Regions from separate parts of the Mus musculus genome. Here region 1 is linked to region 2. A link is a loop called in an ENCODE intact Hi-C map of the cell type or tissue named here. Cell type or tissue: left cerebral cortex. All regions are shown on one strand. Links, peaks and the distances in the headings refer to the core of each region. The heading gives the core; the rest is flanking DNA. Region 1 holds the start of Rhbdf2 (rhomboid 5 homolog 2). Region 2 holds the start of Prpsap1 (phosphoribosyl pyrophosphate synthetase-associated protein 1).

Region 1 (15,892 bases), core at 3,195-11,194, 130 kb before region 2:
GGTCTCTGCAGGACGAGGCATATCCTCTCTCACTGAGGCCAGACAAGGCAGCCCAGCTAGAAGAACATATCTCACAGACAGGCAACAGCTTTCGGGGTAGCTCACACTCCAACTGTTTAGGACTCTCATGAAGACTGAACTATACATCTGCTGCATATCTTCAGGGAGGCCTAGGTCCAGCCTGTGTATGGTTGGTAGCTGTTGGTTCAGTCTCTGAGAGCCCAAAGGGTCCAAGTTTGTTGACTCTGTTGGTTTTCCTGTGAAGTTCCTATCCCTTTGGAGCCTACAATCCTTCCCTCTATTCTTCCGTAAGGATCCCCAAGCTCCGCTGGGCGTGGTGTTGCACGCCTTTAATCCTAGCACTTGGGAGGCAGAGGTAGGCAGATTTCTGAGTTCGAGGCCAGCCTGGTCTACAGAGTGAGTTCCAGGACAGCCAGGGCTACACAGAGAAACCTTGTCTTGAAAAACCAAAAAAAAAAAAAAAAAAAAAAAAAAAAAGAATCCCCAAGCTCCATCCACTGTTTGACTGTGGGTCTCCACATCCATCTGAGTCAGCTGCTGGGTGGAGCCTCTCAGAGGACAGCCATGCTAGGCTCCTGTCTGTAAGCATAACAGTATCATTAATAGTGTCAGGGATTGGTGCTTGCCTATGGGATGGGTCTCAAGTTGGGTTGGTTATTGGTTGGTGTTTTGTGTCAACTTGACACAGCTGGAGTTATCACAGAGAAAGGAACTTCAGTTGGGGAAATGCCTCCACGAGATCCAGCAGCAAGGCATTTTCTCAATTAGTGACCAAGGGGGGAGGTCCCCTTGTGGGTGATGTCATCTCTGGGTAGTCTTGGTTCTATAAGAGAGCAAGCCAGGGGAAGCAAGCCAGTAAGGAACATCCCTCCATGGCCTCTGCATCAGCTCCTGCTTTCTGACCTGCTTGAGTTCCAGTCCTGACTTCCTTTGGTGATGAACAGCAGTATGGAAGTGTAAGCCGAATAAACCCTTTCCTCCCCAACTTGCTTCTTGGTCATGATGTTTGTCCAAGAATAGAAACCCCAACTAAGACAGTTGGCCCATTCCCTCAGTCTCTGCTCCATCTCCTGTCCCTGCATTTCTTGTAGACAGGATAAATTTTGGATGGGTTGATGTCCTTATTGCCCCACTGCGGTTCCTGCCTGACTACAGGAGGTGTCTTCTTTCAGGTTCCATATCCCCACTGCTATGAGTCTCAGCTAAGGTCACCCCCATCGATTCTTGGGTACCTCCCCTATCCCAAGTCCCTGTCATGTTCTCTAGATTATTTTCTGATGGTTTGTTGAGCCAGGGTATCCCATGCTGGTTTCAAACTTACTATATAGTCATGAATGCCCTTGAGTTTCCGAGCCTCCTGTCTTTGCCCTCTGAGTATGGGGATTGATGCCATGGGCCACCACACCCAGTTATTTAGCATTCTGTAGACATAGAATAATTGAATCCAGAATTTCCATCATACTAGGCTGAAATTTGACCAACTGAGCCACAGACCCAGTCCCTGATGAATGAGATTTATAAAAAAAAAAAAAAATAATAAGACATAGGTTGGCGGGCAGGATGGCTTATAGCACAAGCCTAATGGCTTGAGTTCCGTCTCCAGAACCCACGTATGTTGTAGTTCCTCAAAAGACCCTCACTCACAAAGACCACAGAGACCACCACCATCACCGCAAACTGCATGAGGATTTTTATTATTCCAACATGTTGGGGACTCCTCTCTCAGCACGCAGGCCAGAGGAGAGACCCAGAACAGAGAAAGAACACACTTTTTATACCTTTGTAAGGGGCAGATTTGGGTAACAGGGTTTTCATTGGTGTAGCAAGTAACCCTTTCAGGCATTCGTTTGTTTGTATAGTGATTAAGTAACCCTTCTGCCTAGTGACTCACTTTGCTTGCCCCCATGATGTTTTTTTTTTTTTTTTTCCTGTATAGCTCTGGCTGTCCTGGAACTCACTCTGTAGACCAGGCTGGCCTTGAACTCAGAAATCTGCCTGCCTCTGCCTCTCGAGTGCTGGGATTAAAGGCACGCACCACCATGCCCAGCTATGGATCAGCTATTAACGTCACAGCTACTAATGTCAGGGAACTCTCACAACAAGGTCAGGGTGGCTTGTGGTCTTTGTCAGAATTCAGTGTGGGGCGGGGGGACAGGAGAATTGCTAATCTTGTTACGGTTATTTCTCTGAGAACAGCTAATATTATTTTGGTAGCTGCAAGCTTAATCATTTTGACCGCTAAAACTATGTTTTTACATTTGTTTAGTCACCCAGTTTTCTTATCTGGCTCTGCACTTTGCCTGCTAGTACAGTTGGAAAGTTCTTTTCGAAGGGGGAAGGTACCGAGTGGTCTTGAATTCATTTTGGATATTACAACTGTAGAAGGAGAATTGGCTCCTGAAAGCTGTCTTCTGGCCTCCAGGCCTCCACACGTGCAGCATGGTGTGCCCCCACCAAAGAAATACATTTAAAAATGTGAAACATTGTTTGAAAAATATTGAAAAGTATAGTGTTCATCTTTGTTTTCTCATAATTTTATTTTATTTTATTTTATTTTATTTTGGGTTTTTTTTTTGTTTTTTTTGTTTTTTTTTTTTTTTTTTTTTTTTTTTGGTTTTTTGAGACAGGGTTTCTCTGTATAGCCCTGGCTGTCCTGGACCTCACTTTGTAGACCAGGCTGGCCTCGAACTCAGAAATCTGCCTGCCTCTGCCTCCCAAGTGCTGGGATTAAAGGCGTGCGCCACCACGCCCGGTCCCTTTTGTTTGTTTGTTTGTTTTTTTGTTTTTTGTTTTTTTTTTGGTTAGTTTGTTTTGCTCTGTTTTTGTTTGTTTGTTTGTTTTGTTTTGTCTTTCAAGACAGGGTTTCTCTGTGTAGCCCTGGCTGTCCTGGAACTCTCTCTGTGGACAAGGCTGGTCTAAAACTCACAGAGATACCTGCTTCTGCCTCCAGAGTACAGAGATTAAAGGAGTGCACCACCACAGCCCAGCATTATAATTTTAAAATATTTTTATCGTGAAGGTTAGTGGACAATTTTGGGGAGTTAACTCCCTCTTTCTACCATGTAGGTCCCAGGGATTAAAGTTGGACCACCAGGCAAGCGGCAGATCGCATGCAAACAGAAGCGCTCACATAGTTTCGGTGTAGTTCACAGCCTGTGTTTCACAACGGGTACTTGGACCACGGCCTGTATTGTTCTCCCCAGAACTGCCAAGCGCTGCACAAATCCAGCTTAACTGGTTTATTTCACTCTACTTCAGGGAAGCCAGCGGCTGCCCCAAACATCTACACCCTAGGGTCACCACAATACAGCACCCTCCATCATCTGACATTAAAACTGGGCCTGAAAGTGTAGCTAGGTTGGTCGCCTAGCTTGTGGCCCTGGGTTCCATCCCAACCACTCTATAAACAGAGTGTGATAATGCGAAACCAGTCTTTCCTACGAAAATTGTTTTGAATGTGAAGTATCCCCCATGCCTCCCATATTCCCAGGCATTTGAATGTGTGGTCCCTATTTGAATATGTGTAGGAGTTATGTCACTGGGGGTTGGGGGATATACTTTGAAGTTTCAAAGACTGTTGTTGCCATTTCATGCTAGTTTTCTCTGCTTCGTAATTGTGGTTTAAGATATAAACTCTTAAGCTGATCGTGGTGGCACATGTCTTTGATCCTAGCACTTGGGAGGCAGAGGCAAGTGGTCTCTGAGTTTGAGACCAGCCTGGTCTACAGAGAGAATTTCACAACAGCCAGAGCGATCAGAGAAACCCTGTCTCTAACAAAACAACACAACAACAAAAAGAGCATTAGCCTGTAATGAACCTTCCCCCACCTCGTGAAACGCTCTCAGACATGCCTGTGTGCCCAACCTCTGCACCAGGCATTCCTGAGGCTATCACACCCTCCCCATCATGCCTGTTATTAATTAGCCAAGCACCTGCCAGTGGGTGGAGACACAGTCATTACCCTACATTAAGCAGGATGATTAGAAGTTTAAGGCCAGCCTGGGCTACACCGTGAATTTTAGACCAATCTTAATAACATAAAACCTTGTCTATAGATAGATAGATAGATAGATAGATAGATAGATAGATAGATAGATAGATAGATAGATAAAAGAGCTGGCTCAGCAGGTGAGATTACTTGCTTCTCTTGAAGAGAACCAGAGTTCAATTCCCTGTACCTGAGGCAGGCTGCTTGCAGTCACCACCCTGTAACCCCGAATCAGGAATCTGACACCCTCTCTGGCCACTGTACACCCCCCCACACACACACACACAAAGGCATAGTAAAAACTAAAAAATAGGGGCTGGAGAGATGGCTCAGCGGTTAAGAGCACCGACTGCTCTTGCGAAGGTCCTGAGTTCAAATCCCAGCAACCACATGGTGGCTCACAACCATCTGTAATGGAATCTGATGCCCTCTTCTGGTGTGTCTGAAGACAGCTACAGTGTACTCACATACATAAAATAAATAATTCTTTAAAAAATAAAAATAAAAAATAAAAAATAAACAAATAGGTTGTTAGTAATGGCTGACTGGTTAAGTGTGTACTGCTCATACAGAGGACCAGGGTTCAGTCCCCTGCATCCTCCTGAAGTGACTTATAAGCTCCTGTCACTCCAGCTGCAGGGACATCCCATGCCCATTGGGTTTCAGACCCAGGACAAGCCTCTGAGGTGCCTATTTAACATATCAAAGCGGACCTGGCTTCCAGGGTCTCCCAGCATCCCTCAGTCCCTCCCTGTTACAGGGTATGACTGGCACACCGCACCCTCCATGCCTGAACTTTTCACTCCAAGGGTTGGGTTTCCCCTTCCCCAGATCTTCTCTATATAATCTAAATTGCTCTCTCTCTCTCTGTCTTTCTGTCTCTCTCTCTGTCTGTCTGTCTGTCTCTCTCTCTCTCTCTCTCTCTCCTCCATGTCTACAGGGCAATTTCCCTGGCCCATGAGCTGCCCCAGTAAACCTTCCTTTTTACTTTTAATTTGGCCAATAACAAATTGGCCAATTAATGCCCTTTAATGGCCTCTGTAGGCATTGCACTCAGGTGGGTGTACACACACACACACACACAATTTAAAAGTTTGAAAAGTATTATAAAACATCTCAGTGGAAAGGCTGGGTTGTAGCTTACTGACAGAGTGCTTGCTCAGAATGTGAGAGGCCTGTCCTCAGGACCAGCAAGTTTAAAATGTCAGAGGCTAGAGAACTGGTTTAGGGCAGTGGGTCTCACCTTTCCTAATGCCGTGACCCTTTAATACAGTTCTTCAAGCTGCGGTGGCCCCTAACCATAAAGTGATTTCTGTTGCTACTTCATAACTGTAATGTTGCTACTGTTAAGAATCGTAACGTGAACATCTGATATGTGACCCCTGTGAAAGGGCCCCCCCCCCCCAAAGGATCATGGCCGACAGGCTGAGAACTGCTGGTTTACAGGGTGAAGGTAATTGCTACCAAGCCTGAAGACCTGAGTTCAATTCCTGGGACATTCACAAGTTGTCCTTTGACCTACACATGTGTGCTATGGTGTGGGAACTAAAAAGGGGCCCAGGGGAAGAGGGGGGAGGGAGGACCCACGTCCGGCCAGAGTTCCTCCTATGCTCTGGACAGGCAGACACAGGAAGGCTGCCAGATGTTTTCCGCTCAAGATACCCTGTAGCCCCGGGGTTATGGGAGAGAGGGAAGAGGGAAGAGAGGTTCCCACACAGGCGAGAGTCTGCGCAGCTGAATAGAGACAGTCTATGGTTTTAGAGCTTTATTATAGAAAGGCAGGGGGAAAGAGAGAAGGTAGAAAAGAGGGGGGAGGCTAGAGAAAAAGAGAGAGTAAGAGAGAGAGTGAGAGGAGAGGAGAGTAAGAGCAAGAGAACAAAGGAGTGAGAGAGCAAGGAGGGCCAAACAGCCCCTTTTAAAGGGAGCTGCTATCTTTTCTGTTGCTAGGTTACTGGAGAGGAGTTTAGCCTGAAGGTCAGAAGCTTGGGACATTGCCTATGTGACTACTAACTAGCCTTGCTTCTCTTGTGGGGGATGTGGGGGCGGTAACTTTGACAGGAGCCAGAGTTCCAGGAGACATGAGAGAACTCCTTCCATCCCGTGTAGGTGAATTATCACCACCAGGTTCCGGGGTTCAGCATCTCAGCTCGACTGGAGACCAGCCTGCCTGTGCATAGTCCAATGCCCCACGCTATGGGGCGCACACACAATCAATACAACTTAAAACAATGTTTGTAAGACTCAAGATATCTCTGTGCGTCTGTAACTTGAGTTTCTCAGGCACATGGCATTTCATGACTCTAACATATCTTAGTCACCCGGGGTCATTTTTTCTGCTGTAGACAAGGAGTCTCACCTGGCATGCAACATGCTTTGTCCCAGGTCCGTGGCACTTATTTCTTCAGGACGCCCTGGTTCCTCCTTGGGTGCCAACTATTCACACAAACTCGGGCACCGTGGTCCCCACGGTTCTGATTTCATTTTCCCAATGATTGATGAGGCTGGGGGGCTTCTTATAGAGTCCCTGTGATAACGAATAATACCAACTGGGCAGGGTCTAGTCACCTGGCAGACAGAGCTCTGGGCACCTCTGAGATTCGCTTAACAGAGGCGGGAAGACCCTGGGACCTCCTAGATTCACTTCCCAGCCCTGAGTGCTGGAGGCCCCACCCCACCAGCTGGGTACCAGCTCTCATCTCTCATCTCTGTTCCCACCCACCTAAGACACCATGTGACCAGCTCCTCATGCTACTGCCCTGCCTCCCTGTCATGACAAACTGTACCTCAAACTGTAAGCCAACACAAGTCTGATACTCTTTGTTTTTCTCCCGAGAGAGAGTTTCTCTGTGTAGTCTTGGAACTCACTCCGTAGACCAGGCTGGCCTCGAACTCACAGCTCCTGCCTCTGCCTCCTGAGTGCTGGGATTAAAGGCATAGAGTTAAAGCTTTTATGTTGTTTAGTCTGATGGTCTTTTAGCTGGTGGCTTCTGGGTAAAATGTCTGAGACTGGGTAAGAGGCCGATGCTGCTCCCATGCTGAAGAGTGGTAATGCCACTAGGAAAGAGTATGCTACCGAGAGGGAATCGGGACGGAACACAAAGTCACCTACAAGGATGGAAGTGCCAGGGAGAGAGGAGAACTCAGAATCCCAAGATTATGGCCACATGTGCTCCCTGCCTGATTCCTCGAGTGATGGCAGGCAGGTCTGAACCTGGATGCTATCGCCCTTTCCGGGCGCGGTGTTCTTCCAGGGAAGTGCTAAGAGATTTACCTAGTGTTTGACTGAACAAGCTTTCTGGAGTTAGCAGGGCCAGGACACGTGGATTCCTTCTTGCAGTACTGGATATGGCCGCTAGATGGAGACTATGCACTATGGATGCCAGCTGTTGTAACCCATAGCTCTTGGTCCCTGTCTTCCTCTGAAGTTCTGTGACATCCTGATTTTGCTCCCTGGGGGATGGGAGGCCTTAGGCCCTTGTCAGCCACACTCTAAAAAGACATCTTTGTCATCCTTTCTGTATGCTTCCTGGGGTCCTTCCTAACTCCCCCTCCTCTAGACTCTGGTAGCAGCCCTTCCGCGGTTCTTCTCGTTCACACAACCCCGCGTGCCCCTGAACACTGCCAGAAGGACATTCAAAGCTTGTTCTCCCGCGATGGCTGGAAAGAACATGGCCTCCGATCCAGGGCCCTGCCTCAGTGTCTGTGCTCTTCAGTCCTGAACCCATGCCTGGAGCTCTCCAAACCTGAACAGAGACCACATTAAAGACAGTCATAGTAATGCACATTTGAAACCCCGGAAGCAGGAAAGTGGGGACAGGTGGCTCGCGGGGGCTCACTAGCCTGATGGTGAGTCCCAGGCTAGTGAGAGACAGTGTCTCAAAATAAGGTGGACAGAGACTGAGAAACAACACCTGAGATTGTCTTAAGCTTATGTGCGCGCGCGTGCGCACACACACACACACACACACACACACATACACATACACATACACACACACATGCTCGCACACATTCATACACACAGAATCTTACAGAAATAAGATTAAAAAGTTGATAATCTTGCTGTCAGGTTAATTTTAAGATCATTTTATCTAAATCTTTTCAGAGTTGCACAAGTCTTGAGAGAGGTCTCGGGGTTTGCAGGACATAGGCCCACAGCTGAGAGCACGCAGTCAATTGCAGAGGGCCACAGCATCTCATTTTAAAACTGAGAACACTTGGCCTGGTGGTTTATACCTACCTATAATCCTAGCACTCAAGAAGTAAAGGCAGAAGGATTGCTGAATTTGAGGCCAGCCTGGGGTATATATAGAGTGAAGTCCAGACCAGCCTGGAGCCTGTCTCAGAAAAGCAAACAAAATAAATCCCAACAAAAATAAATCCATTTTAGCCAGTCATGGTGGTTCTCTGCCAACTAGCTTTTGGGTGATTAAGACAGGAGAAACAAGAATCCAAGGCCTGGGCCTGGAGAGATGGCTCGGCAGTTTAGGGCACTGGCTGTTCTTTCAGAGGACCTTGGTTCAATTCCCATCATCCACATGATAGCTCACAGCCATCTGTATGTAACTGCAGTTCCACGGGAGGATCCAGCGCCCTCTTCTGGCCTGAAGTCATACAAATAGGGCACAGGCACACATGCGGGGGGGGGGGTGGGGGGACGACGACGACGGACACACTTATACATATAAGAAAATTTAAAAAATAAACAAGTTGGTGGTTGTGCATGGCTTTAGTCCCAGCACTTGGGAAACAGAAGCAGGCAGATCTCTGAGTTCAAGGATAGTCTGGTCTACAGGGCAAGTTCCAAGACTAGACAGAGAAACCCTGTATGGAAAAACAAACAAACAAACAAAAAAGTTGCAGGCCAGCTGGGCGTGCTGGTTCACATCTTTAACCTCAGCTCCCAGGAGGCAGAGGCAGAGACAGGTGAATCTCTGTGAATTTGAGACCAGTCTGGGCTAGATAGTAAATTCCAGGCCAGCCAAGGCTACATAGTGAAACTTTGTCTCAAGACAAGATAAGGGAATAAAAAAATATTCAAGCCAGTCTGCTTTACAGAGCAAAGTACTGTCTCAATTTTTTCAGTATTTATTTCAATTTTTTACAGTTTTTTTTAAGTTATAAAAACATAGCAAGTGTATGCATTCCACTTTTTGTTTTTCTACTCAAGGGCATTTTGGAGATAATTCCCTATCAACACACAGTTACCTCATTGCTTTTAACAGCTGCAATGTGACATTCCCACACGTTACACCCAACTGTTTCTCACTCTCCCACACCAGGCAGGAGAGGTGGTTTACTGCAGCCAAGTCTGTGATCTCTCCATCTCCAGGGCTAGGGCGGCATGGCACAAGTCTCTGATGTCACCGAAGCATCATGCATATTCTCGTCCTTGGCCGTACAGGGGTGAGGACACAGCCCAGCCGTCCAGCAGTGAGGACACAGCCCAACCGTCCAGCAGTGAGGACACAGCCCAGCCCAGCCCAGCCCAGGTGCCAGAGTAGCATCTGCCAGGCTGAGAGGTGGATTGGGCCTGAATGGTTCCAGCAGCCCCACGGTGCCTCTTCTGCCTGATGCTCTTTGCTGCCATGGGACAGACAGAATGATCCTCACATGATGGAACTCACACGCATGCCAGGCAAGTCCAGCCTCCCACCTGCACCCCAACCCCCAGGGCTGGTTCTTTTGCCGCTCTCAGCATGGTTTCCTAAGGATATGTGGAGGGGTCACTAAATGGCTCCCTGCCTGTGCTTCAGAGAAACAGCTCCCAAGTTTGGGGTTATTATCTGTCTTTGCCCCAGCCTTGCCTTTCCGTGGCTGGAGACTGGGAAGGAGAAGTTTGCCACCCTGCCTAATAGGAAGTAACTAAAGCTCTAAGCATGTGGTGCACACACATTTTATTTATTTATTTTTACATGAATTAGTGTTTTGCCTGTGTCATATATGTATGTATGTATGTATGTATGTATGTGTTAAGTATGTATTATGATGTACATGCCTGTGGAGGTATAAGAAGGGCATTTGATCTCTGAAACTGAGTTAAGGCTGTCTGCAAGATCCCAAGTGCATGCTGGGAACTGAACCTGGGTCTCTGCAACATCAGCAAAAGCTTCCAACCATATAATTATTTCCCCTGCCCCACTTTTTTTTTTTTTTTTTTAAGATTTATTTATTGCCGGGCAGTGGTGGCACACACCTTTAATCCCAGCACTTGGGAGGCAGGAGGATTTCTGAGTTGGAGGCCAGCCTGGTCTACAGAGTGAGTTTCAGGACAGCCAGGGCTACACAGAGAAACACTATCTTGAAAATAAAAAAATAAAATAAATTTTAAAAATTCTTTTATTTATATGAGTCCACTATAGCTGTCAGACACACCAGAAGAGGGTATCAGATCCCATTACAGATGGTTGTGAGCCACCATGTGGTTGCTGGGAGTTGAACTCAGGACCTCTGGAAGAGCAGTCAGTGCTTTTAACCTCTGCTCTACCCAACCCACCAACGTGGCAGACTGGGGGCAGGGTGGTTAAGAGCAACAAGAGCCCAGAGACCTGGCTCACCTCTGAAAGCAGCTCTGCTGCAGCGCCCCCTGGTGGTGGTCTCTCCATACTCTCTGGCTGGGCGAGGACTTCAGAAAGAAAGACTGAGGCCATTGGTGCAGGGGCTGAGGATAGGGACTCCAGACCTGGGGGTACAGGTCTAGTTCGTTCCTCTGCCATTTCCTGCCTGCCGTAAGTTTCCACATCAAATCCCAAGTGAGGGGCTAACCCAGGCCCTAGGCATCTGTATCAGTGGCACCCCCTGCCCTTCTCCGGCCTGCTGTTCTTGTTCAGGAGCTGACAGGTCCGGCGAGTGCTCGTAGGTGGGAGCATGGGAGTGTTGGACAGGGTGTCATAAATGTAGGCCTTCGTACAGGGCTAGGTACGCGAACATGAAGAGTGGTACTCTACCAGGAAGTGGGTAAGAACATCACAAGATGGCACCACCCAGAGCCGAGTTAAGGGAGGGATATCTGGGTCCAGGAGGGAGATGAGGAGGCACAGCCCAGCTCCTATGGGCTCAAGGTGGCTAGAGACGTGGGCTAAGGAGGATAAAAGCCTGTGGCTTAAACTTGAGGGAGGGCCGGCCGTCACCACTACTAATAATAGCAAAGATAACAGCAGCTGCTAGTTAGAGCCAGGGGCCCCACAAATGCTCCCTGTTACTGCTACCACACAGAGAGGGGAAAGCTGAGACCGAGGAGGCTTAGGGGATTCATCTAAGACCACAGGAGCAGTCAATGGCAGATCAGGATTTGAACCCCCGGCTCTGTTAGCTGGAGTCATATATAGTTATTTCTCATTACAGCCAACAAAGCAAGTTACTTGGTCAGTATTGGCCAGGCTAGAGTATCCAAAGCCTGGGCCTGGGGGCTGTTCATGACACGGAGATGTGGAGGGCCTTCCTCTGCATCTATTGCCAGTTACTGTGAGAGCCAGCTTTCAGCCTTAGCAAGAAGCCTCTGTGTCCTTGGGTGCAGAGCAACATTCACAGTTTCCTAAGGGACAGTCCCAAGAACTAGCATATACCTCGGTTGCCTTTCCAACTGCTCTGTGTTTAGTCCTGGGGTGGTTAAGGGGACAAGACCCAACTTCCAGCAAGGACCCGGTCTGGCCTAGAAGGGATGCCAGGCCTGAGGAGAGATCATTCTAATGGACGAAGGAGAGACAGCAGCTAGAGAAGGCCAAGGCTTCCTAGACGATGTAGCTGCAGCGATCGATCGGGGATTCTGGAAAGGATGCAAGCCTAGTCGAGGCTCCTGGAGTCAAAGGAGCCTGAGGTCACACGAGAAAGAGAAGGGGAAATTGAGTGGTTTTTGCTTGGTTGTTATGGGGGTGTGTCCGTGTGAGCGCGTGTGTTGCTGGAGATCGAACCTAAGATCTGTGTGCTAGGCAAGTGTTTAAATGTGGCCATAAGTGGAGCAGCAGGAGCTACAAGCCCAGGCAGAAGCCGCGGGCCGACCACGCCCCCCGAAGCACCGCCCACACACCAAGAAGCCCCGCCTCAATGAGGCCCCGCCCACACCCAGTCCCCGCCCCTGCGCCCTCGCGCAGGTAGGGAAGAGGCGGAGCGCTGGCGCTCAGCCTTGTAGCCGCCGCCCCGCCGCTGCCCACTCTGCTCTCAGCCGCTTCCCGGGACGTGGGGCCTCCGAGAGGTGAGCACGGGGAATTGGGTGCGGCGGAGCTCGGGTCCGCTAGGCCGCGGGTGGCCAGGGATTCACGGGGCTGCCCCGTTCGGCCGCGGGGAAGGTCGGGGGCTGTGCGCCCCGCAGAGCGCCCTAGAGGCCGAGGCTGGACTCTGTGCCCGCGGGACCGCTGGATCCCTCCCGCAGATCCTTGGCCTCTGCTGGGACCAGGACGCCTAAAGGGGTTCCCCGGGGCACAGTCACCAGATGTCTGGGCGCGTGGTTTGCGCAAAAGTTTAAAAGCCCAGAGAGGAAGAGAGGGCACTGCCCAGTGTTGGAACATGCGACTCCGCCTCCAACCAGAAATCCCTTTTAGACCTTAAGACTATATTCCCCTGTCTCCCGGGTGAACTTCCAAAGTCCTCGGGCAGCGTTTTGTGCGTGGAGCTTCGCCGCCGTGGTAGTAACAGGTGCGGGGGTGGGGGATGGGGAAGGCTCACACCGCCAGAGTAGTCCGCGGCTCAGAAAGTGTACTCAGGAGTCCTGGCTTAAGGACCGAGGGGTTTGGAGAGTTGGGCCCCCAGCTGATGTTTCTGCATTGGATTGAAAGTTAGGGAGCGAAAGGTCTGTAGGGCCCAGGTCTCTACCACAACCCCAGGGCAGAAGGGAAGCCAGGTCCATACCTTGATTCAACTCCAGGAAACACCGAGCCGCGAGTCTGTAGGGCCGGGACATAGAGAGCGAAGGTGAGGTGTACCTGAGGGATTGCCTCATAGGTGGAGCGGTTGCTGTTTCTCAACCAGCTGCATTGGGGGTTCCAGTGTGGGTGACATCTTGTGGTGAAATACTGTCCCCAGCATCTATGTTGTGCTGTTGTGATTGTAGTCAGGGAGAAGAAAATGAAACTTGGTTTCAAGCAGTGGTTCTCAGCTTAGGGGTGCTTTTGCCCGCTAAGGATATTTGACAATCCCTGGAGACACTTGGCCATCACAGGTCTGCCCCACAGTACAGAATCTGGCCCCTCAAAAGTCAACATTGAGTGACCGTCCTATGACCACCAGCCCACTAGGGTACTTCTTGTGAATTTCTCTCCCTACCTAAGTTTCTCCAGGGGCTGGGAAGGGCCAGGACGAATCTCAGTGAGAGATAAAGAGATAGGTGGGCAGGCTTCGCCCTGGCTGGCCACTGGCCCTGTGGAGGAGAAGCTGGGAACAGTGGCTCTCTCGAAGCACAGGTCTGTAGTACTTTACCCAGGATAGCTTCAGACACAGGATAAGCTCAAGGTAAGCCAGAGTAGCCCTGGGGATGGAGGAAGGGCAGGACCAAGCTCTGTTCCCATGGAGTTTCCCAAAGCTGGATGAGCTGAGGTCTCCCGGATAGCGGAATGCCATGTGACCAACTGGAATTTTCCTTCTGAACACAGAACTGACTCCCCTAGCTATTTACACCAGGAAAGTAACATCCAAGGAATAACGGGTCCACTGATTCCCTGTGGCTCCTCTCTTTCCTTCCAACAGGATGGGTTGCCCCTGGGGCGGTAGGAATCCTGGTCAGGGTGAGCTCAGGCCCTGCTGTAGTATTTGCTGAGTGACAGTAAAGGATGGAGGCTGGTAAAGAGCTTTCCACCCACGGGGTCCCCCAAAACCGCGGAGTTGGGCTCCTGGGCTGTACTCTTAGCTTTCTGGGAATGGAGGTGAGGCTGTTGCTGGCTGGGTAGGTCAGGGCCAGAATCCTCTCTTCCGGCAACTAACATTTCCATCTCCCTTTGTCCTGTCTAGTTTTGGACACTTCTTGCTTGAGAGCCCTGGTGGGGTGAGAAGGGAGTGGTGGGACTGGGGGCGGGGCAGGAGTCTCGGGTTGGTTGGTTGGTTGATTGATTTTGGTCTTTTTAACCATAAAACCCTGATGTGTAGCTAGACTTGGTGGTGTGTGCTTTGATGTCCCAGCATTGGCAGGTAGTGGCAGGAGAGTCAAGAGTTTGTCACCCTCAGTAACAGAGTGAGTTTGAGGCCAGTCTGGGCTCTACAAGACCCTGTCTCAGAAACCCAGCAGAAGACCAGACCTTTACAATGTAGCAGTTACCACTACTGTATATGGCTCTGAAGTCATAAAGTTAAACACCCAGACCTCCTCAAAGCCACCTACCCCAAACCTGTAACTCTAGCTTCACTCGCTCATTCTGGTCAGTGCCCACCCCCACCCCCACCCTTTCTATACACGCTGCTGCCAGGGGAGGGGAGGAGACTTCCAAAAGAGCAGGGGTAAATCACCCCAGACTGGAGCAGGACGACCACTGGGGGCTCAGGCCTACTCTGGGCTCACTGATGTTTTTCTTGTGACCTGAGCTCTGGACAGTGCCCTCCTTGGTTGTGTGTCTGTTCAGCTTGTGTGTGCGGGATGCTTGCTAACCCCCCCCCCCCCAATCTGGAATTACAGACAGTTGCCAGCTGCCCTGGAAATGCTAGGAACCAGTCTGGGCCCTTTAGAAGAGCACCCGGTGCTATTAACTGCTGAGCCATCTCTCTAGCTCCATGACTTGTATAAACTGTGTCCCAGACAGGCACCAGATGACAGCAGGAAGATGTCAAGGGGCCGGCAAGTGTTCATGTTTGTGTTTGGGTAACTTGATGCTGGCTTCTGGGCCTGGATCCCCTTACACAGCATGTGGGAGGTGTGTTCTCCCTGCCCCAATCCAGCATGTTCCTTGGAACTCATGGGATCCTGCCTAGATATTGCCCCATTGCTCAAGGGGATTTCCAAAGTGACCTCACCATCTGTGCCGTTGGGAGCAGCTCCTAGTTTCCTATCCAGCTCAGACAGGCTGGGGGAGGAGTGCTGGCTGACCTCAGCAGCCAGCATGGCCCTGGGACAGGGACGCTGCCAGGCCGGGCAGCTCTTGGCACACAGGCAACCTCTCAAGAGGAGCCAGCCACGCCTGCCCCGTTGTTGGGAGGAAGGGACTGCCCCAAAGTGTCCCTGGCCTTCCCAGGCAGCAGACCAGCATAAGGGAAATCTCTTCTCATCTTCAGAGAGCTATGGAGAGTCACTGGGCACCATGCTCCCTTCACCAGATTTATTCAGGGACCCAGATGTAAGCATTTGGGTTTCAGCAGCTGCTGAAAGGGACTGTCAGCTTCACTGTCCTGGCTCCCCGCTTAGTGGTTTGAGCCAAGTGAGTTCTGGCAGGGTGTGGGATGATAGACACCATGGTTGGCTAGAGGGGCAGGTGATTCCGCGCTCAAGGCCCAGGAGGGACGGTCCTGGGGCCAGCAGACTTGAGTCTGCAAGAAGGGTGGGGGTCACTTGAGTAGGCTTGCCTCAGTTTCTACATAGCTGTGTAGTGGAGTCATTTAAGTAGACTAACCTTGGTTTCTCCACTATACCGCGGAGGATTGAGGTGGCCTGTGGACATGTGGGTGTGACTGGTGGAGATACTGAAATGAGCCATCATTGCAGCAAGACCGCTGTGCCTGGCACAGGCTTGGGTCATGGGAGAAACCCTGCCTCGTAGGCTGCTGGGATATCAGAACAGAAAGCATGTCAGGGTGATCTGAACTCTACAAGGAGCAGTTTCTGCGGTAGAGAACCCCCTGGGGCTGGGAGTGAGCGTTTTATTGCAAAGCCCTGCTCCCCTGCCTCAGTAGGTGGCCACTGAACCCATGTCCACAGTGTCACGGTGATGTAGGGGAGCTACCCGCCCCTGGTCCCTGGCACAGGGTGC
Region 2 (15,892 bases), core at 2,553-10,552:
CACACCCTTTACTTGCTCGAGGGATGACTGCATTGTGACTGTTCCAATTATTGCTCTCTAAAAACGCCTTCTAGCTACACAAGCAGATGGTTGATCCATTTCCTGAGCCAGGCAGAGATCCGTCCTATACTGCCCCCTAGTGCTCCAACATTTTAAAAATTTATTTATTTCTTTATTTAGAGACAGGGTCACACTAATTGTGATGGTGTAGGAGGAGGAACATTAAATGAAGATTGCTTAGCCCAGGCTGGCCTCAAACTCACAGCATTCCTACTGCCGCAGTCTTCCAAGTGCCGGAGTTACAGGCCTAATCTACCACACCTGTCTTCTCTTACTCTCTTTTCATGTCTTTACCAATATGGGCTGCACTGGTGACACAGAGGTGGGAGGAGAAATACTAGCAGTAGCTGAAGCAGCAGTAGTGGGTGAAGGACAGCTGGTGGGCTGGAGAACGGCCTGGACAGAAATGACAGGCAGCAAAAGATGAGAGATAAGGACGATGGCTGGGTAGGTAAGACTGTGTGCTATATACTGCACTATGTGTTGCAAACCTGGTTCCCAATCCCTAGTATCCATGTAAAATGGTGGGTGTGGCCACACACATACCTGTACCCCCATTGCTGTGGGAGAGGTGGAAGCAGGAGGATTGCCCACATGAGCCTCCAGACTCCACTCAGAGACGCCAAAAATCTCTGGCTTCAAACATCTGAAACATGGTGGTGCCCAGCTGCGGGGCCTGGGGCTCTAGCCTTGGAGCTTGCTAGCCCAGCCTCTAAGCCATAAGTATTCAAGGGCCTGGGAATGGCTACGAAGGAAGAACTTTGCCTAGGCTACTTGCAAGTCCTATCCAGAAGGACCCCAGCCAGGGCATTGGTAATTTGAGTAGCAGAATGTAACAGTGAGCAGCCAGATTCTAGGGGGCAAGTGTACAACTGTTCACTAAAGATTCATTTGCCTTGGGTTTGTAGAAGATTTCAAAGAAATGCTGATGGCAAAGTTTTGGAAGAAGAAATTGGAACTGGGGCCAGGTGTGCTGTGGATGGGTCAGGTGTGCTGTGGATGGGCCAGGTGTGCTGTGGATGGGCCAGGTGTGCTGTGGATGGGCCAGGTGTGCTGTGGATGGGCCAGGTGTGCTGTGGATGGGCCAGGTGTGCTGTGGATGGGCCAGGTGTGCTGTGGATGGGCCAGGTGTTCTGGTGGGCACTTGGTTTTTTGTTTGTTTGTTTGTTTGTTGTTGGGTTTTTTGTTTGTTTTGGTTTTTTGGTTTTTTTGTTGTTGGGTTTTTGTTGTTGTTGTTGTTGTTGTTTTGGTTTGGTTTTGGTTTTTCGAGACAGGGTTTCTCTGTGTGGCCCTGGCTGTCCTGGAACTCACTCTGTAGACCAGGCTGGCCTCTGCCTCCTGAGTGCTGGTGGGAACTTGTAATTGAAGTACTTGGGGAAGGAGTGGAAGGAGGAGGAGGATCAGGAGTTTAAAGTCATCCTCTGTTACAGAGTGAGTTTGAGGCCAACCTAAGCGACATGAGACCCTGATACACACACACACACACACACACACACACACGGGGGGGGGGGTGGTTTGGGGAGCCCCTGCATCTAAAGAAATTAGAACTAGAGTCTGCTCTCAGTACAACCTCACTGCTGGGTCAGGGAACAGTCTTTTGCTCCAGGGTCCAAAATCTTTACTAAGACTTAAATGTCAGAATCAGGACCATTGCATGTGATAGTTGTGTGGCAAACCAAACTGATCTCAAGGCTGGGGAAGAGATAGGAGAGTCAGCCGGTGGGAGGAAAGCAGTGAGCATGGGGTCAATAGAGAAAACAGAAATTCTGCATGGGCAGGAGAGATGGCTCAGTGCTTAAGAAGGGCCTGGGTGAGCTGGTGAGCTGGCTCAGCAGGTAAGAGTACTGACTGCCCTTCATGAAGGTCCTGAGTTCAAATCCCAGCGACCACCTGTAATGAGATTTGGTGCCCTCTTCTGGGGTGTCTGAACTCAGCTACTTTTTTTTTTTTTTTTTTTTTCATTTTTAAATTTTATTTTATTGAGTGTATGGTGGCAGAGTGAAAATGGGTCAAAGGGAGGAAGGGAGGTCGGTCTTTCCCATGCTGGGACGATCCGTGCCTTGGGAAGGAAGGCAGCCAAACGGGTTCGTGTGTTGTCAGTTGTGGTGCTTTATCCAAAAGACTTTGGTTCTGGCCTCCCATTTTATTCTCAAAGGGCAGCCTGGGAACCCTCCTCCTCCATGATTGTTCCCCACTGTGGTGGGTGCGTGCGTGCGTGGGTTATGAAAAACAGAAGGCAGGAGGAACTGGCCGACCTCCTCATCGCCCCTCGTGGACAGGGAAGAGCCGGACGGGAAAGAAGCAAGACGCCCGTGAGCCGCCACGGGGGGTGGGGTTGGGGCGACCGGAGGCGGAGAAGGGAGGGGGGAAAAATCGGAGGCGGTCCCCGGACGGACCCAAACCGACCCCCTCCTACCCCGCTCCAGAACAGCTCCAAACGCGCGGTCCACACGCACGCCACGGGACCCGGGACGGGCCTCACGGCGGAGAAGGTGAGGACACACAAGACAGAGAGCAAGCCGCCGCCTCTCCACAGTCTCCCGTCAATCTGAAGTCAGCTACTTATGTATAATAATAAATAAAGCTTTGGGCGGGAGCGAGCAGGGATAACCAGAGAGAGTGGGGTTGACCAGAGAGAGCAGAGGTTCTAAAAACAATTCCTCACAACCATCTGTACAGCTACAGTGTACTCACATACATAAAAATAAATAAATAAATCTGAAGGAGGAGGAGGAGGGGGAGGACCTGGGCTCGGTTGCCAGCACCCACATGGTGGCACCTGTAACTCCAGTTCCAGGGGATCTGATGCCCTACTTTGGCCTCCGTGGGCACCAGGCCTATACATGGTACACAGACATACATGAACAATTTTTATTTTGTTTTGTTTTGTTTTGTTTTGTTTTTTAGACAGGGTTTCTCTGTGTGACCCTGGCTGTCCTGGAACTCACTCTGTAAACCAGGCTGGCCTCGAACTCAGAGATCTGCCTGCCTCTGCCTCTTGAGTGCCACCACTACCAGGCCCTAACAATTTTTTTTAAGATTTATTTATTATTATACCTAAGTACACTGTAACTGTCTTCAGACACACCAGAAGAGGGCATCAGATTTCATTACGGATGGTTATGAGACACAATGTGGTTGCTGGGATTTGAACTTAGGACCCTCAGAAGAGCAGTCGGGTGCTCCCCCCCTTTTTTTTTTTAATTTTTTTTTAAGATTTATTTATTGGTTATATGTAAGTACACTGTAGCTGTCTTCAGACACTCCAGAAGAGGGAGTCAGATCTCGTTACGGATGGTTGTGAGCCACCATGTGGTTGCTGGGATTTGAACTCCGGACCTTCGGAAGAGCAGTCGGGTGCTCTTACCCACTGAGCCATCTCACCAGCCCCCGCCCCCCCTTTTTTTAACCCCAGAAACTGAAGACTAATTCTGCAGGGAGATGGGCACAGTCACATTGTCTTAGTTTCCTTCCCTCCTGTTTTGCTACAATTTATTCCAGCTCAACATTCAAGGTTATTCCCCTCCCTGCAGAAGCCTGAGGTGGCTTTGTGTGGCCAGACTTTAGCTACTTTGTGGGTTCTTTTTGCTTCCAACCCTCCACCCCTAGGGCAGCATTATCTTTAGACTACTTCCTGCTGATTAGGGGTGTTGAGTTCCTTGGAGCAAGTTTGATCTTTGCTATTTTTTTCTTCTTCTTGTTTCTTCTTCACACTCAACATTTAACAAACGTAGATCAACAGCAACCAACCAACCCCGTGTCTCAGGGCCCTAGCACTTATCTACGCTCTGAAGAGTTCCCAGAATTCCTAACGTTGCATAATCACAGAATCTGCTGCTGACAAAATCACGCCCCTACTAGAGCATGGGACAAATCAGAGTCAGCTGCTGCAGGACAGTCTGAAGCAGCCCCACATCCCACACCTGGGATTAAAACAAAAACATATTCTTACATTTCTGTGTTTTTGGGGTTTTGGTTTGGTTTGGTTTTTGGTTTTTGGAGACAGGGTTTCTCTGTATAGCTCTGGCTGTCCTGGAACTCACTTTGTAGACCAGGCTGGCCTCGAACTCAGAAATCCACCTGCCTCTGCCTCCCGAGTGCTGGGATTAAAGGTGTGTGCCACCACGCCCAGCTTGTGTGTGTGTGTGTGTGTGTGTGTGTGTGTGTGTTTAAAGAAAACAAAATTCCAAAATTGTCACTACAGCTTTATATTGCATCTGCAGTAAAGAATGGGCTGTCAAATGCAAGGCCCGTTAACTCTTCACTTTTACAGTCCGGGATCCTCTGCTTAGGCGATGGTTCTACCCACAGTAAGGCTGGACCTGCGGCCTATGTCTCCGCTCTGAGAGCCGAGATGGCTCAGAGGCTAAGAGCATTGGCTCTCAACAGAGTTCTTAATAGAGGAGCAGGGTTCAATTCCTGGGATGTCTGACACCCTTTTCCGGTTTCCTTGGGCATCAGGTATGTGGTGCAGGGATATACCTGTGCAAAACACCCACATATGTAAAAAGTATAAAATAATTTTTAAAAAGAAAGTTGTCCTCTGATACCCCACCACCACCATGTACTATGGCACATGGGTGCAACACACACATACACACACACACTTAAAATTTTAAAAGAAAGATGAGTCTTCCAACATCAATTAATGTCATCAAGATAATCTGTCGCAGGCATGCTCAGAAGCACATCTTCTGTCAACATAAGGATTAACACACTGAGCGTGGTGGCGCACGCCTTTAATCCCAGCACTCGGGAGGCAGAGGCAGGAGGATTTCTGAGTTTGAGGCCAGCCTGGTCTACAGAGTGAGTTCCAGGACAGCCAGGGCTACACAGAGAGACCCTGTCTCAGGGGGGGAGGGGGGGTGCGGGGGCGGGGGATGGGGAAACAAACAAAAAAAAAAACCCTCTCTCTGTTTTGTTTAAAACCTAACTGGCTGTAATTAGTGTTTCACAGTTGGGGAGCTTCCCATCTATGAGGTAGGAAGTGCTCCGCTGGTGGGGGGGCTGCCCGCCTGCCTGCAATCCAGCATTTATAGAAGATGAGAAGTACTGGGATTTCAAGGCCAGCCAGGATTCTCTCAGAAGAACAAGAACACGAGAGAGAGAGAGAGAGAGAGAGAGAGAGAGAGAGAGAGAGAGAGAGAGAGACAGAGACAGAGACAGAGACCAGATTCCACTGTGCAGTGAGAGGAAGGTTTGGTTGTTTGTTTTTTGGTTTTTTACTTCTTTTCTTTTTTTTTTTTTTTAAGATTCATTTATTGATTATATGTAAGTACACTGTAGCTGTCCTCAGACACCCCAGAAGAGGGAGTCAGATCTCGTTACGGATGGTTGTGAGCCACCATGTGGTTGCTGGGATTTGAACTCTGGACCTTCGGAAGAGCAGTTGGGTGCTCTTACCCACTGAGCCATCTCGCCAGCCCTACTTATTTTCAAGACAAGGTTTCTCTGTGTAGCCCTGGCTGTCCTGAAACTCACTTTGTGGACCAGGTTGGCCTCGAACTCAGAGGTGTGCAAGCCTCTGCCTCAGGCCTGTGCCACCCTGCCTTTAAAACGAGTCATTTCAAAGCTAGCACAGCCGAATAGCATCTCCTCCCGTTCGTTGCCGTATTTTGATCTGGCCTCATTGGGAGCTCCTTTTCCTACCCAGGTCCCTAGCATGCTTCTGCCAGTTGGGAGGGTGGGGATCCTGATGCAGCAGCTCGGGACAGACAATGACTCCCATATATTTTACTGGAGATTAAATCTGACTTCAAGTCCCCACAAGCCAGGATTTGTGCTTAAAAGAGTCCCAGGGTGGGCTGTGGAGATGGCTCAGCGATGAACAGCTAGGCTCACAACCAAAAAAGAGTCCCATGGCTTCCTCATTTCCTGAGTCTCAGGCATAGCCTCTGGTCCTCCATCTTTTTGAGAGGCCCCAGGCAGTGAGTGGCTATACCACCAGCTTGCCGGTCTGCATCATCCTCACAGCTAGGAAAGACTCCCCTCTCACCAGAGCTGGGGCACTCAGGGGCATTCCAGCTTCTCATCTTTGTGAAGTGAGGCCTTGGTTCGATAATAAAAACCTCTTAAGGGACTCTCAGGTCCCCAGGATGTGTCCCTGTGTGCCCTCTCTGTCTTGAGGCCACGTGCAGGAAAGTAAGACTCAGCTTCCTTCTAAATAAGGTCATTTCGCCCTCTGTTTCTGCAGCGTTATATATACTACTCTCAAGTCTTCCAGTCTCCCATGATGCTTTGAAAAGGAAATGTTGATGGCTGCCAAGTGTCCCAGGGTCTGAGTTGATCATTATTTATTTACGTAGCCAATCCTGTTCTCTTGGGGCACTCAGGGATGCGGCTAGATTCCTCAATGGCTGATTTGAGCAGCTGTTCCCCCGACCTGAGAGCCTATCTGGAGATTAAGACACAAGCTGTTCAGTTTACTTCTCTTCCCAGGGAAGACCTTGTAACGGTGCCATGTGAGTGGGTGGTGCCGGGGGAGGGGGGAACAGCAAAGCACAGCTATGAAAGGGTTGAGATGACACAGCTGCTAAAACCACTCTCTGCCAAGCCGGGCTACCAGAACTCCGTCCCCAGGACTCACGTGGTGGAAGAAAACAACTGCTGTAAGTTTAACTCTGACCTCCGTTTTTTTGGGGGTGGGGGGTGGGAGGAAGTCTCACTGTGTTATCTAGGATAGCCTCGAACTCATAGAGATCTGTCTGCCTATGCCTCCTGAGTACTGGGATTAAAGATGTATACCACCATACATGGCCATCTTACCTGGTTCTTGAAGCTGGAAGTCCCGTGGGGGAACCAGCATGGCTGGTTCTGGTGAAGGGGTCTCTCTCTCTCTCTCTCTCTCTCTCTCTCTCTCTCTCTCAGGGGCAGGCAGCTGACTATATACAATGTCCTCACATTGGGAAGAAATAGGGCACTACTCTGGTGTCTTTTCCTCTTTTCAGTGATGCCCCCTTGTTGGGACTCCACCTTCATCTATTCCCAACTACTCCCCAAAGCCTAAAGCCATGGCCTGGGGGTCAGGCTTCAACCCTGAACCGAGGACAAAGAGCTCAGTCTGTGACAATGACCACCAGGCAGCCTGAGGCTTCTGGGGCTGCTGAAAGGCCTATCCTGGTGCTGAGCAGGTTAGTGACCAGTAGGGGGCGTGTCAGGACGACCAGCTGCTCTCTTCTCTGGGGAATTGAGCAACAACTACCATAGAGATGGGGTTTCCTCAATTGAATCTAGGCTGACCCTGGGATGGAGTTTTGGTTTTTGGTGTTGTTTTTTGTTTGATTGGTTTAGTTTTTCAAGACAGGGTTCCTGTGTGTACCTCTGGCTGTCCTGGAACTCGCTCTGCTCTGTAGAGTGGGCTGGTATCTAACTCATAGATCCCTCCTACCTCTGGTGGGATTAAAGGAGCGTGTCACCACCGCCCGGCAAGATGGAGTTTTGTTAATGGGATGTCAGGGAGGGTCATCATCTGGGTCATGTGTCCCCTTGTTCCTTGTCGAAGGGGAAGGGAGGATGGTAGGACTACATTCAGACAGCTACTCACTGGGTCCCTGGGAGCCTACTTCTCTGCTCCCGGAGACCAAAAAAAAAAAAAGGAAGGAAGGAAGAAAGAAAAGAAGTGGCATGCACATGCCCTGAAACCCTGTCTTGTATCATGGACCCTCGTGCTGCAGTTTATCCTTGGCCTTCTCTGATAAGACTCCTGTTTCCAAATTACTTTATTACAAAGAGGTAAGAGGACAGTGGGTGGGGAGATAGGGAACTTGGCTCGGTTGGTAAAGAGTTTGCTTGATCACACTAAGCCCTGGAGTCAATCCCCAGCCAAACATAACATGGGTGTGTGTGGTGATGCCGGCTTTTAATCGCAGCACTTGGGATGTGGAGGTAGGAGGATCAGAGTTCAAAACCATCCTCAGTTACATAGGTCACTGTTGACTCCTCCCCTCCCCACCCACACTCGGAGGAGGAGGAGGAGGAGGAGGAGGAAGAGTGGGAGAGGGGAAGGAGGAAGAGGAGGAGGAGAAGGAGAAGGAGGAGGGGAAGGAAAAGAAGAAAAGAAGAAGGAGGAGGAGGAGGAGGAAGAGGAAGGAAGAAGAAGAAGAAAGACACAGACACCTACAGAACTAATTACTTACTGTTGAGTAGAAAGCCTTACACCCCTTGAAAAATCTATATAGATTTTGGCCTAAGAATAAAGGCAAATGGTTTGCTTTTTCTATAGGAAAGTTAGTTTTTATTCCAAAAGCAATGGAGAGCCACAGATTTATTAGGGAGTGGGGTGGAGGAGCTCAGGCTGGCTGATGTGTGCAGGGATTGCAAAGTTCACACCTGCTTAAGTGTCACAGTTAGCATCTGAATCCCCATGGGATGCTCCCATCAGTATGGGATACTCCCATCAGTATGGGATGCTCCCATCAGTATGAGATGCTCCTCCCATCAGTATGGCATGCTGCCATCAGTATGGGATGCTCCCATCCATATGGGATGCTCCTCCCATCAGTATGGTATGCTGCCATCAGTTTGGGATACTCCCATCAGTATGAGATGCTCCTCCCATCAATAAGTGCTGGAGGTCTGAGACAAGGGGAGATGACTGTGGACGGCTCTCACTAAGGAGCCCTTGGTAGCCCTAGTCAGACACTTGTGAACGGGCGAACAGATTGGAAGGAGCCCTTGTTGCTTTGATTTTTTTCAAAACCTACTTTTCATGATGGTTCTTAAATGCTTCAGCGTCCCCTCTAGCCCACCACCCACCTGAGGCAGTGGAAAAGGAAGGTTACTAGGATACGGGGGAAGTGGACCTGTTTAGAAATGGTTCTCTGCAGCGATTTCAATCTCCAGCTGACTTTCCAAAGAAAATTGAAGTTTCCACTTCAAGCTCTTACCATATACTTCTGATATTAAGATATTCCATTTTGGCTGTGACCGGAAGCAATGGACCCAGTCGATTTTGGATTAAAACTGGCAAAACCAGGAACTTAAATACATCATTTCCCCTTTCATATTTCCTCAGGTATGTGTCATAGTATAAGATCATATGTGTTGGGGGCCAGAAATCGCCTCACAAGCCACACAAACACCAATCTCAGTCAGACAGGGATAGTTTATTGAGCAGGTGCCCCAGGACTGGGTGACGAGGGTCATGGTCCAGATTCAGGTTGCCAAGGTCATGAATGTGTTTTGTAAGTCCCTTCCTTGCATAAGATATGTATCAGCAATTGGTGATTCCGTGCAAGACACTGAAGCTTCACCCTTTTATGGTGGTCCCTGGTGTCTGGCCCTTGAATAACACTGAGAGAATAGGAAGACTGAAGAGGGTACCTGCCATGTGCTACTTAAAGAGCAGGAAGGGAAAAGGCCTAGCGAAACAGGTTATGAGGTGAGGCCAGAGAGCTTATCGGCCCTTCCTGATTAGGTCTAGTGTAATCAACCTTGGGGCTCACAATCTGAGTCCAAGTCAGGTCTGGCCACCTTCTTCAATATGTTAATTAAAATTGCAACTTGGGCACGGGAGGGATGGCTCAGCAGTTAAGAGCACTGGCTGCTGTTCCTGAAGACCCAGCAGCCCACAACTGACTCCAAACTACAGTTCCAGAGAATCTGACACCCTCTTCTGGCCTTTGCAGGCACTGTGTATGCACGGTGCACAGACACAGAAAGACTCAATGTTCAGGCAGATTTCTGAGTTCGAGTCCAGCCTGGTCTACACAGCGAGTTCCAGGACAGCCAGGGCTACACAGAGAAACCCTGACTCGAAAAGCCAAATTAAATTAAATTAAATTAAATTAAATTAAAATTAAAATTAAAAGTCGAACTGAAAACAGAAAGCAGAAAAGGGAGATTTATTAAACCTAGCAACATCGGTAAGAGGAACAGAGGAATCCAGAGAAGTCCACAAGTCTGTCCTCCGTCCAGAAGTGAGATAAAAATGTAAGCAGAAGGCCGAGGATTTGCCACCTAAGCCGTCCCTTCCAGGGCAAGGTCCCGACCATCATTGAGACGCCCTTGCATGGGCTTCAACCTCAGCCTGTAAGGTGGTCTGAGAAGTCTCTGGAGCTCTGTGAAAGCTGTTTTTGGGAGTCACGTTTTTTTTTCTCCCAGCATGACATTCCTGAGGTGGGTGGGGGAAGATCTTTACTTCTTTGGGGGTCCGTTTTTCAAACAGTCTGATAGATCGAGAGGCTCAAATGTCTCTTTGGAACGACTTCATCTATTTACACAAAAGTAAATGAACACACGCGCCTTCTGTATTTGCACAAGGCGAACTCATGCGGGCAGAGCGGCTGGCTGGGGTTGAGGGGGACGGGTGGGAGAACTGAGAACAACAACGGGCAGGAGTGCAACCTTGCCTCACGTGCAGACACAGATATAACGTCTAGGGAAGGCCTCCACGTCCAGATTCTGGAGCAGTTAGTTTAAGTGCCCGCAAAAGGGAAAGGGCCGGCTGTCCCTTTTCAAATAAATCCCAGCCTGCGCAAGCGTGGAGGGGAGCGCCGGAGGCTCGTTCATCATAGAGGCGTGAGGCTAGATTGTCTCCGGTCCCTGGGCGGACATCTTAGTTCCTGGCAGTAAATTTGAAAACATTTATAAGTACCACTAAACATGGCTGCACCTCCCAGAATAGTGGACATTAAAATACCTGTCCCCGGAGACTCAAACTCAGGCGAACACGCGAGTCAGCGGCGCCTGTGTCAGAACAGGCTCTCCATGCCATGCCCACCTCCCTGCCCTTTTCCGAGATGGCGGCGGGGGCGGACGCTCTAGCTGCTCGACTCGGTGTCGCGGAGGGGCGCGGCCTGCCGCGGGGTCCGAAGGAGGCTGCGGCGCTCGGCTGCGCCTTCGGTGCGGCTTGGAGATCCGGACGCATCTGTGTCGCGCCTCGTCCCTCTGCGGCCCCGCGCGGACCGCTGTAGCCGCGCCTCGGGCCGGAGGATGCCCAGGAAGCTGCTGCTGCTGCCCCCGCTGTCCGCGTGCTCTGCTCTGCGTGTCCCGCGGGCTCGGCCCGCCGCCTCGCCGGCCATGAACGCAGCCCGCACCGGCTACCGAGTCTTCTCGGCCAACTCCACGGCCGCCTGCACGGAACTGGCCAAGCGCATCACTGAGTAAGCGAGGTGGTCCCCGGGGTGGCCCTAGCCCCTCTCCCCGTCACCTCCACCTTTGCACCCGGGAGCAGCAGGTTTGGGCCGACTCCCCAACCCCGTCCCAGGGCCGCGGCGCACTCTTAACCCTAGAGAGGTTTCCTGCGCTTGCCCTGAATCTGACCATCGCCATTTCCAGGCGTCCCTAAAGCGACAGGCGATGTGGGTCCATCCTAGACCGAAGGGTTAGGACAGTCAGGGAGAAGGGAACTCAGAAGTACTTCGGGCTGGGCGGGGGGAGAGCCGCGATTACAAGTGTGTAGGATCAGTTGTACAAAAAAGTGTTTGCTTAGGGGTGTGTGCGTGTGTTAACCACTGACCTCAGGGGACCGTGGGGGCCCTGAGATGTCTTTCCAGGCTTGTTTGTTGTTACCGATGCTGGATGGATGAAGGACGTGATTTTTTTTTTTTTTTTTAAACCTTACTTACAAACTGTGGGTGCTTCTATGGGGAAGGGATGGGAGCGTGAGCCTGAACTTTGCGGAAATCATGGAGAAGAATCCTGCAGAGCAGAGCCTCCCGGTGCCCTGCTGATAATAACCGGTCTACTTAAAGGCCCCTTTTCAATTTTGGAGAAAACTAGAGCCCTGGTATAAAGAGCCTTAAGGGCCCTTTGTGAAATAAGCTTTTTAGTAATATGTATCGTTTCTCTTCTCCTTTATGGGACAGAGCTTTATCGTAGCTCCTGCTGGCCTGGAACTTAGTGAATGGATGAGGCTTGCACTCTCAAGAGTTCAAGCCGGGAGATCTGCCTGCTTCTGCCGCGGGAACACCACACCCATCATGGGCTTTGGTTTCTGAGATAAGGTCTTATGACCCTGGTCACACTCTAAATGGTGTGATATTTCTGGCCTTGGCCTTTCCGATGCTGGCAGTTCAGGTGCGCACTTGGACTCCCTGGCGTAAATGACTTGACTTTGAACATTTAAAGTCATTTTCATATTTCAAAAGTTCTTAGCTCCACCTGTTTTATTATCAGTTGGACTTTGAAGTGGGTTTAGGAGATATGTACAGGGAGACAGTCAGTCTCTCCGGTTTCTGTTTCTTTTCATGATTTATTTATCGTGTATACAATGTTCTGTCTGCATGTGTGCCTGAAGGCCAGAAGGGGGCGCCAGATCTCATTACAGATGGTCGTGAGCCACCGTGTGGGTGCTGGGAATTGAACTCTGGACCCCTAGAAGAGTAGCCAGTGCTCTTAACTGCTGAGTCATCTCTCCAGCCCCTGATTATTTGTCTTGTCCAGGCCAAGGATCCCTTTAAACATGAAAGTTGAGCTTGTTTGTATTGGGTCACACTTATCACACGTGACCTTGCCTTGAGAAAGCTCCACTTTAAAAATTAGTGGTTTTGGGCTGGAGAGATGGCTCAGCAGTTAAGATTACTGACTGCTCTTCCAGAGGTCCTGAGTTCAATTCCCAGCAACCACATGGTGGCTCACAACCACCTGTAATGAGATCTGATGCCCTCTTCTGATGTGTCTGAAGACAAACAACTACTGTGTACTCACATATAAATAAAACAAAGAAAAAAGATTAGTGGTTTTGCCTTTTGTTATGCTAATTCCAGTAAGCTTTGTAGACCAGGATAGATAGCCTTGCAGAGATCCTCCTGCCTCTGCCTCCCAAGAGCTGGGATTAAAGGCTTGAGACACTCCTGGCTTTTTTTTTTTTTTTTAAGTTTGGTCTTGCTAGTAGTCCTGGCTGGCCTGTTACTCACTATGTATCCCAGACTGGTCCTCACCTTACAGCAATCCTCCTGCCTCAGCTTCCAGAATGCTGGCTTAGTTAGTTGCATGCTCTTACCATCTTTTTTTGTTTTGTTTTGTTTTTGTGTAATAGGCGTCTTGGTGCTGAATTGGGGAAATCTGTTGTATATCAGGAGACCAATGGAGGTAAGTTAAAAAGTTGATTTTTTTTTTTAAGTTTGGGATGTGTTGTTATTGTTGCAGCAGCTACTGCAGTATCTCATGTAGCCTGGGCTGGCTTAACCTCTGAATCCTCCTGCTTTGCCGCTAGTGTTGGGATGACAAGCAGTCTCCGCCACTTCTGACCCTTATTCCATTCATTCATTTATGATAGGCATTAACTATATAGTCCATCAAGGCCTCAAATTCCCCACCCCCTTCTTCTGTTTGCTCCGGCCCATAGGTTTTTTTGTTTCTCATTACGGATGGTTGTGAGCCACCATGTGGTTGCTGGGAATTGAACTCAGGACCTGCAGAAGAGCAGTCAGTGCTCTTAACCGCTGAGCCATCTCACCAGCCCAAGGTCTCAAACTCTTGATCATCGTGCTGGGAGCTGGGTCTCTCCTTCTACCCTGTGGGCTTCAAGGAGCCAAATGCAGGTCATCAGGCCTCGTAGCAAGTATCTTCACCCTCTGTGCCATCTTGCTGGACCAGTCCCTTCAGCCTCTCATGTCCTGGGATTGTGGGCATGTACTCTCATGCCCAGCTGATAGCTTTCTTTTTTTGGTTTGTTGAGACAGGGTTTCTCTGTGTAGCCCTGGCTGTCCTGGAACTCACTCTGTAGACCTGTCTGGCCTCAAACTCAGAAATCCGCCTGCCTCTGCCTCCCAAGTGCTGGGATTAAAGGCGTGCGTGCACCACCACCCGCCCGGCTGCATTTTTTTTTTTTAAAGCATGCTTTTGCTTTGTTTCCTTGGATGCACGAGAACTCACCGCCCTAGCTTAGAACTTGCCCTGCCTTGGAGCCCGGTGGCACCATCACCTCCACGGTTGGCGTGCTTTTACAAGCAGACAGGACTCCAGTTTTGCTGTGTTACTTGTGCAGTGGGTGTGCGTTGTGCATGCAGGTGTGGGGCTCAGAGGACAGCCTTAGGGCATCGGTGCTGTTTTATTGAAGCAGGGTCTCATTGTTTCTGCTGCTCTGCAGAGAACGTACGGCAGGAGGGCTGGGGGTGTAGCTAGGAGGCTGTGTGTGTGTGTCTGTGTGTGTGTCTGTGAACGCAGAAATGTTTTCTTCAAGCATTAGAGGTCTGCGTCCTCTGCTCCCCTTCTTTAGATTTTCCGCCCTGACGCACATACCCTGTGATAACAAGTAAAGGAGAGATCTGTAGAACGTTTGTCTTTTCTTCTGTTTGGTGAATAAGTCTTAAACTTGCCGGGCAGTGGTGGCACAGGCACGCCTTTAATCCCAGCACTTGGGAGGCAGAGGCAGGTGGATTTCTGAGTTCGAGGCCAGCCTGGTCTACAGAGTGAGTTACAGGACAGCCAGAGCTACACAGAGAAACCCTGTCTCGAAAAAACAAAACAAACAAACAAACAAAAAAGGCTTTTCTCAATCAGTGATCAAGGGTGGGAGGGCCCCCAACCTCCTTTATGGGCGGAGCCATCCCTGGGCTGATGGCTCTGGGTTCTATAAGAAAGCAGGCTGAGCAAGCCAGTAAGCAGTGCCCTCCATGGCTGCTGCATCAGTTCCAGCCTCCCGGTTCCTGCCCTGTGTGAGTTCCTGTCCTGCTTCTCTCAGTGATGAACAGCGATGTGGAAGTATAAGCTGAATGAACCCTTTTCCTCCCCAACTTGTTTTTTGGTCGTGGTGTTTATCATTGCAGCAGTAGAAACCCTAAGACACAACCTTAGCAGCTTTTTTCTCTTAAGATTTAGTTTTCATTCATTTATTTATGTGTGTCACGTGTGGGGGCCTCCAAAGAGGTCAGGAGAGAGTATCGGCTGTCAGTGTGGGAGCTGCAGTCGGGGCGATGGAAGTGATGTGATGATGGCTCTCCTGTCCATCACTGCAGCAGCGCTCAGCATCCCTGGAACTGAGGCAGGGGCAGAGTCCAAGTGTCAGCGGCCTCCTGTCCAGCCCATCCTGACAGGGATGCTAAGATTCAAGTTCTCTTTACAGCAGACCCTGTCTTCCGTGCCATTTTGGAAATGTTCGACACATTTGTTGGTTTTGTCTTACCCCAGCCTTAACCACTCTGTGTACCCGAGTTCTAGTTATGATTACACCAGCTGAGGCTGCTTGGCTCCCTCTTCACCCAGCTGCTGTGTGTTTACTGCACCATCCGCTGTTTCCTTAAAAATTAACACTGTTTTTTTTCTCCTTCAGAAACAAGAGTTGAAATCAAAGAATCTGTTCGTGGCCAAGATATTTTCATTATACAGACAATACCCAGGTAAGACTTGGCACCACTTCAGGTGTCCATTTTTCTCTGGGAAATCTCCCAATGTAAGTGGCTGTCTTTTCGTGTGACCGGTAATCCAGGGTTGATTTCTGTTGTTTTGTTCAAGGTCTGCCTGGGTACAGACCGAGTGAAGGCCAGGCTGGGTAGAGTAGTGAGGCTTGCCTCAGAAGTCAGGAAATGCCGAGCATGTACACACACTGTTAATCCTAACACTCCTGAGTGAGAGTTCGAGGCCAGCCTAGGCTACAGAGCAAGTTCCAGGCCAGCCTAGGCTACAGAGCAAGTTCCAGGCCAGCCAAGGCTGCACAAACTTGTCTTGAAAACAAACCAAAAAAAAAAAAAAAAAAAAAACCCTTGTTTTTTCTTTTACATCTATTCACTTATTGGAGTGTGTCATGTGTCATGTACATGTGTCATGTACATGGGAAGAAAGAGCAGCTGAGAGAGGTTAGCTGTCTAGTGCTGGTTCTACCATGAGACTTAGGAGTGGGTCTAACCCTCATCATCAGAATTGGCCTCGAGTGTCACCGAGCCAGCTCACT

The links. Hi-C counts contacts between places; a loop is a spot of excess contacts. Peaks named below come from ENCODE experiments on the same cell type or tissue, not always from the same donor. Only the 100,000 strongest peaks of a DNase experiment are listed, where the experiment ranks them.
Region 1: a loop joins it to region 2, with 4 times the contacts of the local background. A loop is called at or near these places in 10 of 42 quality-filtered maps.

What each region holds. Positions count from the first base shown.
Region 1 is chr11:116,620,487-116,636,378 of GRCm38, reverse strand. It overlaps Rhbdf2 (rhomboid 5 homolog 2), which reads left to right and starts at 12,159. Exons shown (of 19, transcript NM_001167680.2): 1 at 12,159-12,201. In left cerebral cortex, for the core only: CTCF peaks have their summits at 7,343, 8,588 (motif pointing left) and 10,604 (motif pointing left); DNase peaks (open chromatin) are centred at 7,361, 8,588 and 10,607.
Region 2 is chr11:116,485,318-116,501,209 of GRCm38, reverse strand. Prpsap1 (phosphoribosyl pyrophosphate synthetase-associated protein 1) reads left to right here and starts at 10,864. Exons shown (of 10, transcript NM_026364.1): 1 at 10,864-11,162; 2 at 13,040-13,092; 3 at 15,275-15,341. The coding sequence starts at 10,993. In left cerebral cortex, for the core only: a CTCF peak has its summit at 7,204 (motif pointing right); DNase peaks (open chromatin) are centred at 6,500 and 7,217; H3K4me3 peaks cover 599 bases; H3K27ac peaks cover 1,461 bases.